2 separate regions of the Homo sapiens genome follow, and region 2 is linked to region 1. Evidence: read pairs that join two places in POLR2A ChIA-PET (ENCODE). Cell type or tissue: PC-3. All regions are shown on one strand. Links, peaks and the distances in the headings refer to the core of each region. The heading gives the core; the rest is flanking DNA. Region 1 has its middle 3.2 kb from the start of SYTL2. Region 2 holds the start of PRSS23-AS1 (PRSS23 antisense RNA 1).

What was found. Peaks named below come from ENCODE experiments on the same cell type or tissue, not always from the same donor. Only the 100,000 strongest peaks of a DNase experiment are listed, where the experiment ranks them.
Region 2: POLR2A ChIA-PET joins it to region 1 with 5 read pairs; 1 of 35 experiments calls an interaction of 5 or more read pairs at or near these places.

What each region holds. Positions count from the first base shown.
Region 1 is chr11:85,811,414-85,817,327 of GRCh38, forward strand. It overlaps a transcript of SYTL2 not described here. Among named protein-coding and RNA genes, the nearest start is that of SYTL2, 3.2 kb to the left of the region's middle. In PC-3, for the core only: no CTCF peak of the experiment used is centred there; DNase peaks (open chromatin) are centred at 3,928 and 4,368; H3K4me3 peaks cover 447 bases; H3K27ac peaks cover 2,188 bases.
Region 2 is chr11:86,930,403-86,940,814 of GRCh38, forward strand. PRSS23-AS1 (PRSS23 antisense RNA 1) reads right to left here and starts at 8,083. Exons shown (of 4, transcript NR_187135.1): 1 at 7,998-8,083. It also overlaps a transcript of PRSS23 not described here. RefSeq lists an enhancer at 10,007-10,412. In PC-3, for the core only: no CTCF peak of the experiment used is centred there; no DNase peak of the experiment used is centred there; H3K27ac peaks cover 1,130 bases.

The DNA of each region.
Region 1 (5,914 bases), core at 3,415-5,914:
AAATAAAGCAGCACTGTTGTTATTGTTATTATTATTTTTATCACGGCGCGTTAGGGGGCCTTGGAGCCCGAGAGTGTGGAGCACTAGGAGCCTCTGCACTCCGAGAAGGGACAGCCACCGCGCAGGGAAAGGGGCGCGGAGGGTATGGAGCCCGGTCATGGGGTAACTTGCTTTAACCCTCGGGACGTCAATTTCCTCACATGTGAAATAGAAGAAGGGGGGAAAAAAGTTGTTGAGAGGACTAAATGAAGTGATGCTTTAAAATACAATAATACCTAGAGAAAGGTGAGGGCGTCATGCACTGCCTGAGCTACTTACTGGGGTATGCACAGAGGACTGGTAAGCTCCTGGAAGACGCTGTGTGGCAGGGAGGCAGACAATGCAATACAGTAAATACAATATTGTGGTCGGGCGCGGTGGCTCACACCTGTAATCCCAGCATTATGGGAGGCCGAGGCAGGTGGATAACCCGAGGTCAGGAGTTCGGGACCAGCCCGGCCAACATAGCAAAACTCTGTTCTAATTAGAAAAGAAAAAAGAAAAATTAGCTGGGTGTGGTGGCGAGCGCCCGTAGTCCCAACTACTTAGGAAGCTGAGGCAGGAGAATCGCTTTAACCCGAGAGGTGGAGGCTGCCGTGAGCCAAGATCGCACCACTGCACCCCATCCTGGGTGACAGAGCAAGACTCTGTCTCAAAAAAATAAATAAAATAATTTAAAAATTGTATCACGACCTATTTTTTACAAGTTACCCATGATGGGGCCAGCCCAGGCAAACCTCTGAAGGAGATGAACCTTAAAGCCTTTTTCCTTATCATTTCCTGGACTAGTGTTGTCCATTTAACTGAGGGTGGCCCAGGTCTGCCTTTGGTTCTTCCAAAGGTCTTCCTTCTCCCAAACTTACAAATACTTATCCCCAAGGGCTTCAGTTAGTGCCCAGTGCAGGCTGCTAGCCTGGCCCAAGAGTCCTGGCACTGTGCAGAGATGTGTATTCTGGCTTCCTTCAGCCTTTGAGAGCCTGGTGTGTCCCTGTGCTGGGTGAGCATGCCACATGCAAAAGAGGAATAAGCCACTGGTCTTGCCTTTGAAGAAACAAATTTGTAAATAATTTCATTTTAGGGTAAGTGTTATAATAGGTTGACAAAGTGTTGTAGAGTCACTACGCTGAAGGAGGGGGACAATAAAAAATACAAATGTGACCAAGGTAGGTCTTGAAGGAGGGCTACAAATTAGGTCAGATTGAAGGGGTGACAGAAGACTGGGCACAGAGAGGCAGGCAGAGACATGGAGATGCCTGTCATATGTCACGGCTATTGCACAGGATTTGGGACAATGAGGCAGAGATGAAGCTAAGGAGGTAGGTGGGCAGATGTTGGAGGAGTGGCTGTACCTGCCTTGCTGAGGGAAGCAGGCTGTGTCCTGTTGGTGATGGCTGTTGGCGAATGATTTTAGGCAGGGGAGTAGCGTGACCTCAGATGCTTTTGGTACTTCACTTTTATTGTTGATTGCACCTGCCTTGGTTATCCCCTTCCTGCCCCTCTCTAGCTCTGGAGGGCAGGCACTGGGTCTTGCTCACCTCTGGGTGCCTTGTATCATCTGGCATAGGACTTTGAAGGAACTAAATACATGCTGTTCCCAGTATCACTCGTCCCCTGGAAACAAATAGCAATGCCTAAATGCTAGAGAGGGTCACAGGATCCTTGCTTCAGGTTGTGGGGCAGGCAAGTGGGGGAGAAATTTTAAGGCAGGGTCTTGTTATGGCTCCCAATTCATCTAAATCTTGTATGGCTCAGAGACTAAATCTTAGAGCTCTTGGCCAAGATCCAAATGCTGTTAGAAATGTCAATTTCTAATAAGACCTTAGACCAATTACTCAACCTCCCTGTGCTTCAGTTTGCTCATTTGTTAGAGAGAAAATAATTGCACTGCTCTCTCAGGCCTACTGTGAAGATTAAAAGAAGATGCACATGTTTAGCATGATGCCTTGCACATACAGTGCACTGAAAAAGCCTTGGTTAACACGATCATATCAAGTCAGCAATGGCCTGTTCCACTTATCCCATAGGAACCCTTCAAAATGGTTTACATATAAGTGACACTTAAACTTTAGAGAATTCTAGGTTGACATTGAAGGGGAAGGCAAGAGGGTAGGGATAGCATGGTGTAAGGTTAAATGCACAGACTTTGGTGTATCTCCTGGCTCTACCACAGAACTCGCTGGTTGACTTTGGACAAGTCACTTAATTTCCTTCTTTCTCTGGGTGACTTTAGACAAGTCTCCTCCCTCCCTCCCTCCCTCCCTCCTTTCCTTCCTTCCTTCCTTCCTTCCTTCCTTTTTTGGCAGGGTCTCACTTTGTTGCCCAGGCAGTGGCACAAACACAGCGCACTGCAGCCTCAACCTCCCAGGCTCAAGCCATCCTCCCACCTCAGCCTTCCAGGTAGCTGGGACTACAAGCACACACCACCACGCCCAGTTAATTATTGTATTCTTAGTAGAGACGTGGTTTCGCAATGTTGACCTCTTGAGCTGAAGCGATCTGCCCGCCTCAGCATCTCTAAGTGTTGGGATTACGGGCGTGAGCCACTGCACCCAGCCTAAGTCACTTAACTTCTGTTAGCGATTGTTCTTCTATAAAATAGAAGTAGTCATATTACCTGCCCCATGCCAAGGAGATAACACATAACACATATAGCATATTGCCTGGCCCAAGGTAAGATCTCAATTCCTGTTAGCTAATGGTGTGATAATGGTTGGAAGAGAGTTATTATAGTTTTTGGAAAGAATAATCTCCATGCCTCTGCCTGCCTCTCTGCACCCCAGTTTTCTGTCACCCCTTCCAGATGACCTAACTTGTAGCCCTCCTTCAACATCTACCTTGGTCACATTTGAATGTAAGCTTTTATTGTCCCCCTCCTTCAGTGTATGTGACTGTAACTAATATATTGGAAAGGGGAAATGTAATCCTGGAAAAAACTAAACCTACATGTAAAGGTTGGTGCTGGATCTGTGAAAACTAACTGGGACAGGAGTAGAAGTGAGCTTAGAAAACTGCAGGTAGGGCATGGGCCTGAAAGAGTTTTGTAGGTAGACTTATTTAAGTTGAGAACCCCTGTCTGAACAAGGATAAGATTCTTGTAGCTCTATGGAACTGAACAAAATGGAATATTGTTTGCAGAATTGAGTATGACCACTCTCTGAGCTGCCTTCTTGGAATGGTGGAAGGCTGGTGCTTTTAAATGATAATCTGAAATTTAACCCCTAACACCACCCAACACCACCTGTGACTTTGTAGAGTCACAGGCACATTGCTAAATCGTTTAGTTTTATCAGCTAGTAAGTAAATATTTATTGGTAGCATAAGCTAGGTGTGGTTCCTTCAAGCTTGAAATATCCTTCCCTCTGTTTCTGACCCAAGGAATCCTTCTTATGCATCAAGGCCTAGGACAAGTGTCACCAGATTCACCCTCCTAGACTGAAAAAATTAATCCTTGCAACCTCTCCAATTCCCATGGTGTATTCCTCAAGCATTTTCTTGGCATCGATTTCATCCTGTCTTTATAGTTACTTGTCACAGGATCTGCCACCCCCTACTAGTTTTAAAGCTCACCCACTTCTGGGACCCCTTCTTTCTCTTGTATTTCTTCTTACCACCTCCATCCTTCTCCCCACCTCATTGATACCCAAAATGACTTATACACAATAGGCACTAAATAAATGCTTGATAAGTTGCATTGACAAACAGGTCTCTCATAGTATGCATGTTACAAAGAGCAGCACTTTTGCCACAATGAAAAAGTAAAAGAACCTTTCTCTTAAAGACATGACTTTGTCTTTAAGCTATGTGAATTTATAACTTCTTAACCACCAGAAATTGTAGATATTGCTAAAATGCTATATAATTATATCTGGCATGGTAATGTGGTTAGATGACTTATACCAGTTACGTATCAAATGTACAGCATTTAAAACACAATTTAGTCATGGTACTGAGTCACCAAAGCAAGAATTTGGTTTTTTAAATAATTTGTAAATACTGAATATTCTTTTAACTTTCAAAAGTATAAAACTTTGGCCTTGAATCAAATTGTGTTAGCAATCTCTCCACAGTCTTTAATAATGCCTTGAACTTCTACAGCTCTTTGTATTTTTCAAAGCCCTTTCACTTTGATTATCTTGTTTGATCTTCATTCAACCCTATGATGTAGGAAGCGCAGCTATTAGTGTCTGCATTTTACAGATGAAGATAGGAGGCACATGAGAGGATCAGGCCCTTAAACCAAGGCCAAATTGCAAATGACAAAGTCAAGGTTAGGACCCACGGATCTACTACACCAGAGGTATTTCATATATTCATGAAAACTGTGGCATCATTATGTATCATCTTTATGAGCAACAATCTCATATATTATAATTTATAACCCTGTGTATGTATTTTCATATGGCCTTCCTTTAAAAAGTAAAGAAAAACTGGCTGGGCACGGTGACTCATTCCTGTAATCCCAGCACTTTGGGAAGCCAGGGCTGGTGGATTGCTTGAGCTCAGGAGTTCGAGACCACCCTAGACAACATGGTAAAACCCCATCTCTACCAAAAGTACAAAAAATTAGCCAGGTGTGGTGGTGCATGCCTGTAATCCCAGCTACTCGAGAGGCTGAGGCAGGAGAATCGCTTGAACCTGGGAGGCGGAGGTTGCAGTGAGCCGAGATCACGCCACTGCATTCCAGCCTGGGTGACAGAGTGAGACTCCTTCTCAATAAATTAAAAAATAAGGAAAGAAAAAGAAAAAGTAAAGAACAACTTTTGTAGTGATCACTTCCCTCAGATATGTATGTGTCATCATCATTAGTTATTACTTCAGTGTCTTTCATCTGTGACTGTCAACATTACACTTTTTTAAAAACCTCTAGGTTTCCTCTATAACTGTTTTAGAACAGATTTTGTTATTTTGTTTAATGAAAAAAACAAATATTACTTCAAAAAATAGAGGACCTCCACTTATATGAGGTACCTAGAATAGTCAAAAGCAAAGAGACAGAAAGTAGAATAGTTGTTACCAGGGGCTAGGGAGGAGAAGGTAATAGGGAGTTACTGTTTAATGGATACAGAGTCTCAGTGTGGGACAATGAGAAAGTTCTGGAGATGTTCTGCATACACGTGCAAAACAATGTGACTGTACTTCATACCATAGAACTGTACATTTATAAATGGTTAGAATGGCTGGGTACAGTGGCTCACGCCTGTAATACCAACACTTTGGGACGCTGAAGCAGTAAGAACGCTTGAGCACAGGAGTTTGAGACCAGCCTGGGCAGCATAGTGAGACTTGTTCTCTACAAAAAATAAAAATAAAAAATAGCTGGACGTGGTGGCACATGCCTGTGGTCCCAGCTACTCAGGAGACTGAGGTGGGAGGATCACTGGAGCCCAGGAGGTCAAGGCTACAGTGAGCCATGATCATGCCACTAAACTTTCCAGCCTGGGTGACAGAGCAAAACCCTGTCTCAAAAAAAAAAAAAAAAAAAAGACCATCTTATAAGAGAGTCTTTCTGGTAGAAGAAGTCTAGTTATAATGTCATAACCCATGACCTTTTTAGTTTTATTTATTTAATCTTTGAAATTCATCTTACCTAAGAGCCCCTCTGCACCTACTGCAGAAGAGAAAACAGTAATCTGTGTAGTGACTCTTACTAACTTTTTAAAATAATCCAGAATGGGGTTGAGCACTTGTGTGACAAAGTGAGATCCTGGTAGATTATTACAGCTACTACTATTTGAGTACGTCCTACCTGCCAGGAACTAGACTAAATTCGTGTATACCCATTATTTCATGTAATCATCTAAGCAGCTCTCAGTGGTTACAGATGAGAAGCTGAGTTATATGAGGGTAGTTACTTACCCAAGGATACACAGCCTGT
Region 2 (10,412 bases), core at 3,453-5,952, 1.1 Mb after region 1:
AACTTAGTCTACAGGGCCTAGGGAAATTCCCTGATGAAGCTGCTTTTAAACTGAGACTGGAAGAATAAATAAGCAAAGAGGAAAGTGGATGAAGAATGGCTGACCAGGGCCGGGCGCGGCGGCTCACGTCTGTAATCCCAGCACTTTGGGAGGCCGAGGCGGGCGGATCACAAGGTCAGGAGATCGAGACCATCCTAGCAAACACAGTGAAACCCCGTCTCTACTAAAAATACAAAAATTAGCCGGGCGTGGTGGCGGGCGCCTGTAGTCCTAGCTGCTGGGGAGGCTGAGGCAGGAGAATGGTGTGAACCTGGGAGGCGGAGCTTGCAGTGAGCCGAGATCGCGCCACTGCACTCCAGCCTGGGCGACAGAGCGAGACTCCGTCTCAAAAAAAAAAAAAAAAGAACGGCTGACCAGAAAAAGGGACCTCACGTACAAAAGCCCTGAGCAGGTAAAGTGCTTCACAGTCAAGGAGTAGAAACATACCCAGTATGGCCAGAACACAGAAAAACAGCGGGCAGGAAGATGCAGGAAGGAGTAGCCAAAGCTAAAAGGAAAGTGAGGGCCAAATTGTGCAGGCTACGTGAAAAATGTCTGGACTTGCTCCTAAGGGCAATGGGAAGCCATTGAAGGAGTTTAAGCAGGAAAGTGATGGGATCAAGGTTATGTTTTAAATGGATTGCTCTGGAGCCTATGAGGAGAAATGACTGGAGGAAGCAAGACTGGATGTTGACAACTCATATATCTGACAAACTACTTTGGAAAACTGTCTGGCAGTTTCTTATAAAGTTAAACATACATCTACCCTATGACCTAGCAATTTCATTCTTGGGTATTTATCCAAGTTAAATGAAAACATATGTTCACAAAATATTTGTACAAAATTTGTTATAGCAGTTGTATTCATAGTAGCAAAAATGATGAAGAAAAAAGCCACTAAATTTCCATCAAAAAATGAATTAATAAGCAAATTGTGGTGTATTTCTACAATGGCATACCACTCAGCAATACAATGGAAGGAATTCCTCACACACACAACATGAATGAGTCTTAAATCCATGAAAAAAAAGCACAGATGTGTACATACTGTATGATTCCAATGATATGAAATGAAATCAATGTACATAAAAAATAGTCCCTAGTAATAGAAATCAGAAAGTAGTTGCCTAGAGGAAGGAGACATTGACTGGAAAGAAAAAAATGAAGGATTATTCTGGGGCGATGGAAATATTGTATCTCTTTTTGTACATGGCAGTTACCCAGTGTATACAACTGTCAAAACTTATCAAAGCAAAACAGCTGGACTTGTGCTTTTTATTATCTCAAGCTCCGGAGCTCAAGTGACCCACTCACCTTGGCCTCCTAAAGTGCTGGGATTACAGGCATGAGCCATCGTTCTCAGCGTGCTTTTTATTAACTGTACTTCAATTTTTTTTAAAAAAAAGAGTGGACATTGAGGAAGATAGGAGGCAACTGTAATAATCCAGGAGAAGGGTGACGGTAGCCTGGTGCCCTATTATTGGGGACCAAATAAAATAACATGTATAAGAGGGCAAACAATAAAACTTCATGCAAACCATGAAGCTCTATGCAAACTGTGAATCTTTGTGCAAAAGTGAGGACCGAGTCTAACTTAACCCCTATCAAAATTTGGAGGTGATGGAGACTTCCAAAATTGCCCCCGAGGCAGTCCCATTGTTTGCAATGAAGGGCTGGGGGGTGATTAATCATGATCATGTGGTTGGTTTGTCACAGTTTGGCAGGAAGTGGGACCAATGACTGCTGAGAGTCATCAGAATACTTGACCTTGGGGCAAAAAGCAGGGGAGGGGCAGGAGCTGCTTTTGCCAGAAGTCGTTTTCTACTGAAAATTAGGCTTTCCCAAACAAGAAGTGTATTCAGCTGCTAGACTGGAGTCTTGAATTTATTTTTTTGTATAATTAGGGTTTGAAGGATACAGCAAAAAAGGAAGCAGACTGTCAGTTCCTGAAGCAGGGGCCATCACCATCAGTGACACGGCCACCCAGCCTCCAGAAGAGTTTGCTGGGGGCTGAGAGTGTGTGGGAAATACATGGGGGCTGCTTGCAAGCATCTGCCTCTGACTGCAGACAGGTTTGGAGAAACAGCTGTGTGGAAATCAGGCAAAAGCTATCTGAAGAACTGTTCACTCACCATTTAACTGAATTCAACTTTGTTTCCATGACTTTTTTTTTTTTTAGTGTTAATACATCTCTGATTATTTGCTTTAATTTAATGTTGATTTTGTTTTCTCAAAACCACTTGGAATGAGCAGACACAGCTGGATCCTCCCTGTTTACCCCAGTGGATGCTAAATGCTTTGGTGAAGAGGAGACATCCCTGCACAAAGCAGAGCTGTGGATTCTCTGACCTCCTTGAAGACTCTCTTCTGAGCTGCAGTGGACATTTGCCATATTTTTATTAATGGGTGTCTGTCATCAAATCTCCCTCTGTAAGGGTTGGTCACTGTTGTGGCTTCTCTCGATGTGAGGTCGGACTCACCTTCCATATCAAAAGTGGACAAAATCACACTCACACTCTCTTGTTCACACATAAACACACAACCCTGGCACAATCTGAGGGTCAGTAACTGACTTTGGCTCAGCCCACCAAGTGGTCTTTCCCTGAAGTGTGAATCTCAGGGAAGCAATACAAAAACAGGCAGGGGGTGGGTGGCTACCTCTGGAGACAGCTGGAGGTCGTCCTTTCAAAAGCAGGCTGGCGGGCACGCTGACCAAACTACTCCTGCCAAGGAGCCATTGCTGTGGTTCCTTTGGACTGGACTTCTGACTCTCCCCTAATTTCTACTCATTTCTAAGGTTAATTCTCTTTACTCTCCAACCACTCCAATACATTTCCTTCCATTTATGTTCTCTAGAGTCTGTTTTCATTGCTGACACCTAAGGTGGTGCATAATTATAAGCCAGCGTGATTTCATTTCCTATCTGAAGCCTTCGAAAAAAATGGCTCTCAAGCAGTATCTCAGACACCCAAATCCAAGGCTTTACTTTGGTGGCCATGGAAAGACACCTGAATGGGTGGGCGTGGGAATAGGGTAAGAGAAGTAGAAAAGAGGAAGGGAAAAGAGAAAGTACTGCATATTTCATACCTACTATAGTCTAGGACTGAGGATACAGCAATGATCAACATAGGCAGAGGCTCTAACAGATGCCAGGAGCCAGCTAGGCATTTGTCCGGCTATCTTATGATAATATTATAGGGAGGGAGGTGCTCCCATACCCCAAGTGGGAAGAGTGCGGCTCAGTGAGGCTGAGAAACTTGCCGTGGGTCACACAGCAGATGACTATTGGAGCTGGAATCTGAACCAGATCTCATTCCTACCATATCTGCTCTTTCCACTACATAAATTTGTTAAACAATGGTGGGTAAACCATGCACCTTTTTTTCTTTTCGTATTTTGATTTCAGTGTTGTATCCATGATTTGGAACGAGCCCACCTGAGCCTAATGATGCGACGAGATCATTGGATTATATATGTATTTACTTTAAAAACACAAGGTAGAAAACTTTACTGAGTCCATGAAAAGAAAAGCTGGAGACACGTCAAAGCCTGTTTTGATTTAAGTGGAATAGATCCAGCTTGAGTGTAAATTCGAGACTGTGTTTGCTTGTGTCACACTCTATTTTTCAAATTACTTTCATATGTCCTGTTTCATTTATTTCCCCCAGTTCGGAATGGGAAAACTGAGGCCTGGGACTTGAAATAACAGATGTATGTTTGTACAGCAAATCATCATGAGAGCCAAAACTCAAACCCATACTCTCTCACCGAACCCCACTGCTTCTTTCAGCACACAATAATTATTATTATGCCAAGTAAGTTTAACAAGGTGACTTGGATCGATTCATTCTGATGATTTGAGTTGGCTCCTGGGATCATCTGGGTAAATATTAGGCCCACATCTCTTTCCAAACATATTCCATCTCTCTCTCTCTCTTTGGTTTTTTCTTTTTTCTACATTTTCACCTCTGCTCCCTCATCATACCTCCCTCCCTTTCTCTGTTGAACTCCTCCCCTTCTCTTCTTTCCTCCCTTCCTCTCATCCTCTCACCCACAAAAACATTTGTTTGTCTTACATAGGGATAGTGTCATGTGACTGGGTGGCTGAAAGGAGAAGTATCTTTTAAGCTCCTGGAAGCAGAATATTTTCTTATGGATTTTTTATTGTTTGGATTGTTTTGCCAGGCTAATGAAAGAAGACTCTGAGGTCCCCTTATCTCAGGCCAACTAGAGGATGCCTTCAAGTTTTTGTTTTTCTTCCCAAGCTGGTTCCTTACAAATGCATCCAGAAGGTCATTCCCAGGTCCCCAAGATAGTGGTGGGTAATCAATCACATCCAGGACATCAGCATCACAGCAGATAAGCTCATGCATGGGAGGATTTGGGAAAGGAGAGAGGGGATCCTAAACTATCCCTGAACCATGTGCTCCAGCAAAGGCAAGTGGAGGGATTACTTTTTCTAGGAGTTCACTGGGACAGCCACAAGTATATTCTAGCTCCAATGACCATTCTTCCCTTTTGATTTTTGACTCAAAACAAATAAAAATACACATACATAAAATCCTTAAACATTTCCTATATAATCTGATAATTGCAATTCAGCAAGCAATAAAGATTGTGTGATTGTGTTTAACAGCTCCAAGGGATGGGTCCACACAGGGCCCCCAGGCAATAACTAATCCCTCTGAAACAAACAGAGAGGACTCCAGACCTGGCTTTGCCAAGGACAAGTTTTGTAAGCTTATTTAAGTCACCTGACTTCTCTAGGCCTCAGATTCCTCAGCTATAAAATAATGAGCTAGTTTATTATTTCAACCAATGCTTATTAAACATCCACTTTGTGTCAGGCTTTGTGCAAGAAGCTGGAAATATTTTTAAAGTATAGACACAGTATCTGTTCTCAGGGTCTCAGTGTTTAATGCGGGAAAAGATGCATCATAAGAGAAAAGTGCTGTGGACGGCAAAGGCAAAAACAACTCAGCCCAGGAGCTTATCTTTAGGATTCTTCCCAACCCCAAAAGTCTACGTGTATGGCATTTTTTTGTCTGTTCATTTTGTTTTGGTTGTCTTTTCACATGAATGTTATTTCATTCTTTCTTGACTAGTTGTTTTCAAATCATTGTTGCATTGTTGTCATTATCATCCATTACCAATTACTAAACACATACTGTTACCCCAAATGTTGTAATTACCCCAACTGTTGGTAATTACCCCAATGACTCTAAAAGTTAGACATTATAATCACTATTTTTTATATAATAACACTGAAGCCCAGAGAGGTTAAGTAACTTACCCAAGCTCACATCGCTAGAAAGTTACGGAACTGGGATTGGAGTTGACCCCTGCCAACTCCAAAGTACATGCTCTTTCTACTACTTGGTGCTGCCTTAGGTATATGTAGCCACTTAGGACAAACATCATTTACAGGAGCAGGTGTGATATAAAAATATGAGGCCCTTTGTTCAAATATTATTGAAAATTTCAAGATAGCAACAGCAAAGCATTAAACAAAGCACAAGGCCTGTCTAAGCACAGGGCTCTGAATGACTGCCCATGTTGCAAACCCAGGAATCCAGCCCTGCCAGCCACAATTCAGTTTGCAATGGCATCTCCCACTGAAGCAGAAAAGCTTCATAGCAATTTGCAGGCCCAGATCACACTCGCAGAATGTTTCAGTGATCATGCTTCACATGTAGGATTTCTGGCACTACCCAGAGGGTTCATTGTGAACCACCTGGCAGGACTTGGGGGCTCTGTGTGGTGGCTTTTTCAGAGTAGCCCTGGCACCTAACCTAAAGAATATTAATATCATTTCTGGTAATGCCAATTACTTTATTTTTTTTTGAGATGGAGTTTTGCTCTTGTTGCCAGGCTAGAGTGCAATGGCACAATCTCAGCTCACCACAACCTCTGCCTCCCAGGTTCAAGTGATTCTCCTGCCTCAGCCTCCCGAGTAGCTGGGATTACAGGCATGTGACACCACACCTGGCTAATTTTGTATTTTTGGTAGAGACAAGGTTTCTCCATGTTGGTCAGGCTGGTCTCGAACTCCCGACCTCAGGTGATCCGACCACCTCGACCTCCCAAAGTGCTGGGATTACAGGCGTGAACCACAGCGCCCGGCCAGCCAATTACTTTTTTTAATGTGGGGAAAGGTATATAATCTTGCTGAAAGAGTTTTGCTCCGTGTGATGGTTCATACCTGTAATCCCAGTATTTTGGGAGGCTGAGGCAGGAGGATGGCTTGAGCCCAAGAGTTTGAGACCAGCCTGGGAAACAGAGACCCCTGTCTCTACAAAAAATACAAAAAATTAGCCAGGCATGGTGGTATGTACCTGTAGTAGGAGGCTGAGCTGGGAGGATCACTTGAGCCTGGGAGGTTGAGGCCACAGTAAGCCATGATCATGCCACTGCACTCCAGCCTGGGTGACAGAGTAAAGAAAAAAAAAAAAAAAGAGTTCTGGTCATACCCTTACACCCTTACTCTTACATTTAGAACATTTAGAACATTAATGCTGCATAAATGGAACATGTCCAAAAGCCTCTTAGGATGCAAGCCTCTTTTGAAATTGCAAACTGGGACCAGTACATGTGCCCTAATAGAGGGCAGTAGGAAAAAAAGCAAGAGCTTTGCAGCTGCTGGATTACGAACCTCTCTACTGAGGCACTAACTCCTATTAAGGTGTTAGCTCCTACTGACCCAGCAGAGGCTGAGTAAAGATTGTCATTTTGGTCAATGATTCTTAATCAGTGGTATTTAATCTTTTGAGATCACAGACCCCTTCTTTGAAAAGTATGAACCATCTCCCCAGAAAAAAGACAGGTGTATGTAAAATATTCTTGCATTCAATTGTAGACTCTCTGCCTTAGCCCTAGATTTTTTAAAACCATATTTTAAAGCATGGCTCCCCTAATTATAGAATTGTCAGAGGCGTCTGAACCAGAGCAACTCCATCTTGAGTAGGGGCTGGGTAAAATAAGGCTGAGACCTACTGGGCTGCATTCCCAGACGGTTAGGCATTCTAAGTCACAGGATGAGATAGGAGGTCAGCCAAGATACAGGTCATCAAGACCTTGCTGATAAAATAGGTTGCAGTAAAGAAGCCAGCTGAAGCCCACCAAAACCAAGATGGCCATGAGAGTGACCTCTGGTTGTCCTCACTGCTACACTCCCACCAGCACCATGACAGTTTACAGATGCCATGGCAATGTCAGGAAGTTACCCTATATGGTCTAAAAGGGGAGGCATGAATAATCCACCCCTTGTTTAGCATATAATCAAGAAATAACCATAAAAATAGGCAACCAGAAGCCTTCTGTCAGTGGAGTAGCCATTCTTTTATTCCTTTACTTTCTTAATAAACTTGCTTTCACTTTATGGACTCGCCTTTAATTCTTTCTTGCGTGAGATCCAGTAACCCTCTTTTGGGGTCTGGATCCGGACCCCTTTCTGGTAACAGAATCTTCCAGTGTTAGAACTAGACACAAACTTAGAGATGATTTTTGTGAAAGCACCTTATTCCTAGTGGTGTGAAAGCTGAGGTCATTTGGGATAATAAATGGTTCTGCACATTTTCAAAGAGCTAACCCTCATTGTCAACACTACCTTGAACTAGTTGCCCCACTCCTAATTTGCTCCTGTCAAAACACTGCAGCCAAATGCAACAATCCAGTGCCACAAATGGCTGCTGCCAGGATGTCAGTGAACATTTGTCGAGCACCCGAACCAGCATTGGGCGCAAGAACAGCTCTTGCCCTTGAGAAGCTCAAACACATCTAGAGGAGAAACAAACAAGAACAATATAATGTAATATAACACATGCAATTACAGATGTTTGAACTAGGTTCAGAGGTGCCCTAAAGGAAGGTGCTACAGGCTCTGCTTGATTGGATCATGCGAGGCTCCCAGAAGAGGAAACGTGTATGCAGGGACTTGAAGAAGAAGAGGAAACACTTACTCAGGGACTTGAAGAATGAGCAGAAGGGCCACGGAGTGAAAGAGCCTCCTGGCTCAGGAGTCCAGCATGCAGGAGCAGAGAACACTGAAACAGCCTGAGAACAGGAGGAGCTGGAAGTGGCTGGGATTGGCTAGAGCATAGGGTGTGTCTGAGGAAGAGGAATGATGTGGCTGGAAGAGAGGGGAAGAGCCAGACCTGAGGGTCTTGGATATCACTCTGAGGGGTTTGGACATAAAGAAGAATATCAGCCGATGTGATGGATTAAGGAGCTCCTTCCTGGGGGTGGTGCAAGGAGGCCAGATAGTCATCTGTCCTGGATGGCCTTCCGAGGGGCTGGGGGTAGGGGTGGGGTGGGGCTGGAGTGAGGGCAGCCTCTCTGAGATCCCTATCACCTCTCTCTTTAAAAATCAGCCACTGCCAAACACTAGAGAACCTAAGAAGGCCCCTGTAAAGCAGAAACGACAGGCAGTCAGCCTAGAGTACACCTTTAAAAAGTCAGTAAGACATATACACCAGAAAAGGACCATGCTTCTCCATTAAAAGATAGCCAAATGGGAGGAGGCCTTCTCAAAAATATAGGGAAATTTCTCACTTGATGTATTGATGTTTTTCCTCTGCAGAGCTTCACATTTTTCATCCATTCTTAAAATTGAGCCAGTTTAGCCCTAGGAGGTGGGCAGGCTCTGAGGAATCATCAATCAAGAGAAGAGAACATCGCCAGAAACACGTAAGGGAAACGTTTCCATGTCACTACTTCTCAGGATTCCTGGGCATTAAGGGTACTTAAGAAGTGCTTGTAAGGAGTGTGTTTTCTCCCAAGCAAACACATAAACAAAAAATTCTAATTACAGGGACACTGCATTGAGTCTGTCCTAAAGTTGTTCTGCCTGTATTCACCACTAGGTGTCATTAGAGCCCTCTTTTAAAAGAAACAAAGCTTCAAAAAACACTGACCTCAGGAGAATAATTTTTCCAGTGTTCCTATTTCTCAGTTAAAAAAAAAAATATATATATATATATATATATATTTTTTAACATGAGTAAAAATTGCAAATGTTCAGGACTTAGCTCTTGAATGGCTACTAAAGATTATAATTCCTCAGACTACCTGCAAATATCATGAGTCTTACAGAATCACAATACATTTTTATTGAAATATCCATGGTAAATATACATCTTACAGGAAATTCCATTGCGTTTACACTATTTATTTAATAGAAATAATCTCTGGGATTATTTGCATTTATTTCTGAAGGAGGATGTTTTTCCTTCCTGAGAATAAGTTCAGGAAATGGGTGAAATGTTCAGGAAGTTAGCTAAATGCTGATGTAAATCCAAAAGGAAGGTCTGTTGTTGTTTCTTTCTTTTTTTTTTTTTAAAGGGGTGGGTGGGGGGGACACACAAAAATGCTAGGAAGTGGTTCTCTCATTCACTTATGGAAAAATGTTATACTGAATTTCTGATTTAAAAGGAAGAGGATTAGAAAAAAATGTGGGCCCATGATATGGTTTTCTGTAGATCTGGTTAGGCAATTCACAGTAGTTAGCAAAGAAAACTGTGTCAAGAAACAAAATCTACATGGGAGACATGACTTGGATTCAGTTTGTCCTAAATTAAACCTTTACTATGAAATTTGAATCGGCTACTCTAAGAAATAAGTCGTGTTAGAAAACTCTGAGTCCCGAAGAGCTGGTGGGGCCCCTTAGCACTACATAAACAACTAAATGCTACCCTCTCCTCCCAAGGACCCTGTCCCCTCCACTAACAGTGTCATGCTGACCCTCGGACTGCAAGGGGGAGTCTGAATGCAGTGAAACTCAAGATCTCCAGGGCTACTTGGTCAGTGTTGCAAGCTGCCGTGGCCTCTGGCGTTATTTATCTTTAGTTTGCAACGTAGGGGTGTGCTGTATCGGGTGTGCAGAGCAAACAGAAACTCCTTGCCTCTGAAACACTGGCATTTTAGAAAGCAAAGATTCGGCTCATTGACCAGAGCTACAGAGGACACAATTTGTTGTGGCTTCTCTGAAAATCACCCCCTCCTTTCCATCTCTCTGCTACCACCTTCATTCAGGCCTTCATGGTTTCTCATCCAAACCGGTCTTCCTGTCTCCTGCTTGCCTTCTTCCCAGCCCACAGTCCACACGGCAGACAGAGCAAGCTATGTAAAAACACCAACAGGGACATGAACCTTCCTTGCTTTCAAACTTTTGCCGACTCCCCTGTGCTGAGCGCAGGAGAGAATACGGCCTCCAAGGCCTTTCATAACTTGGCCTCAGCCCACCTTCCCTCCCACTCCAAGAATCTCAGGCTCCAGTTACACTGAGCCACTCACTGCCCTACACCTCCTGCAGGCAACTCTCTGCCAAGTTTATTCACACATTTATCCTTTTCACTCTGGATACATGAGGAGGACTG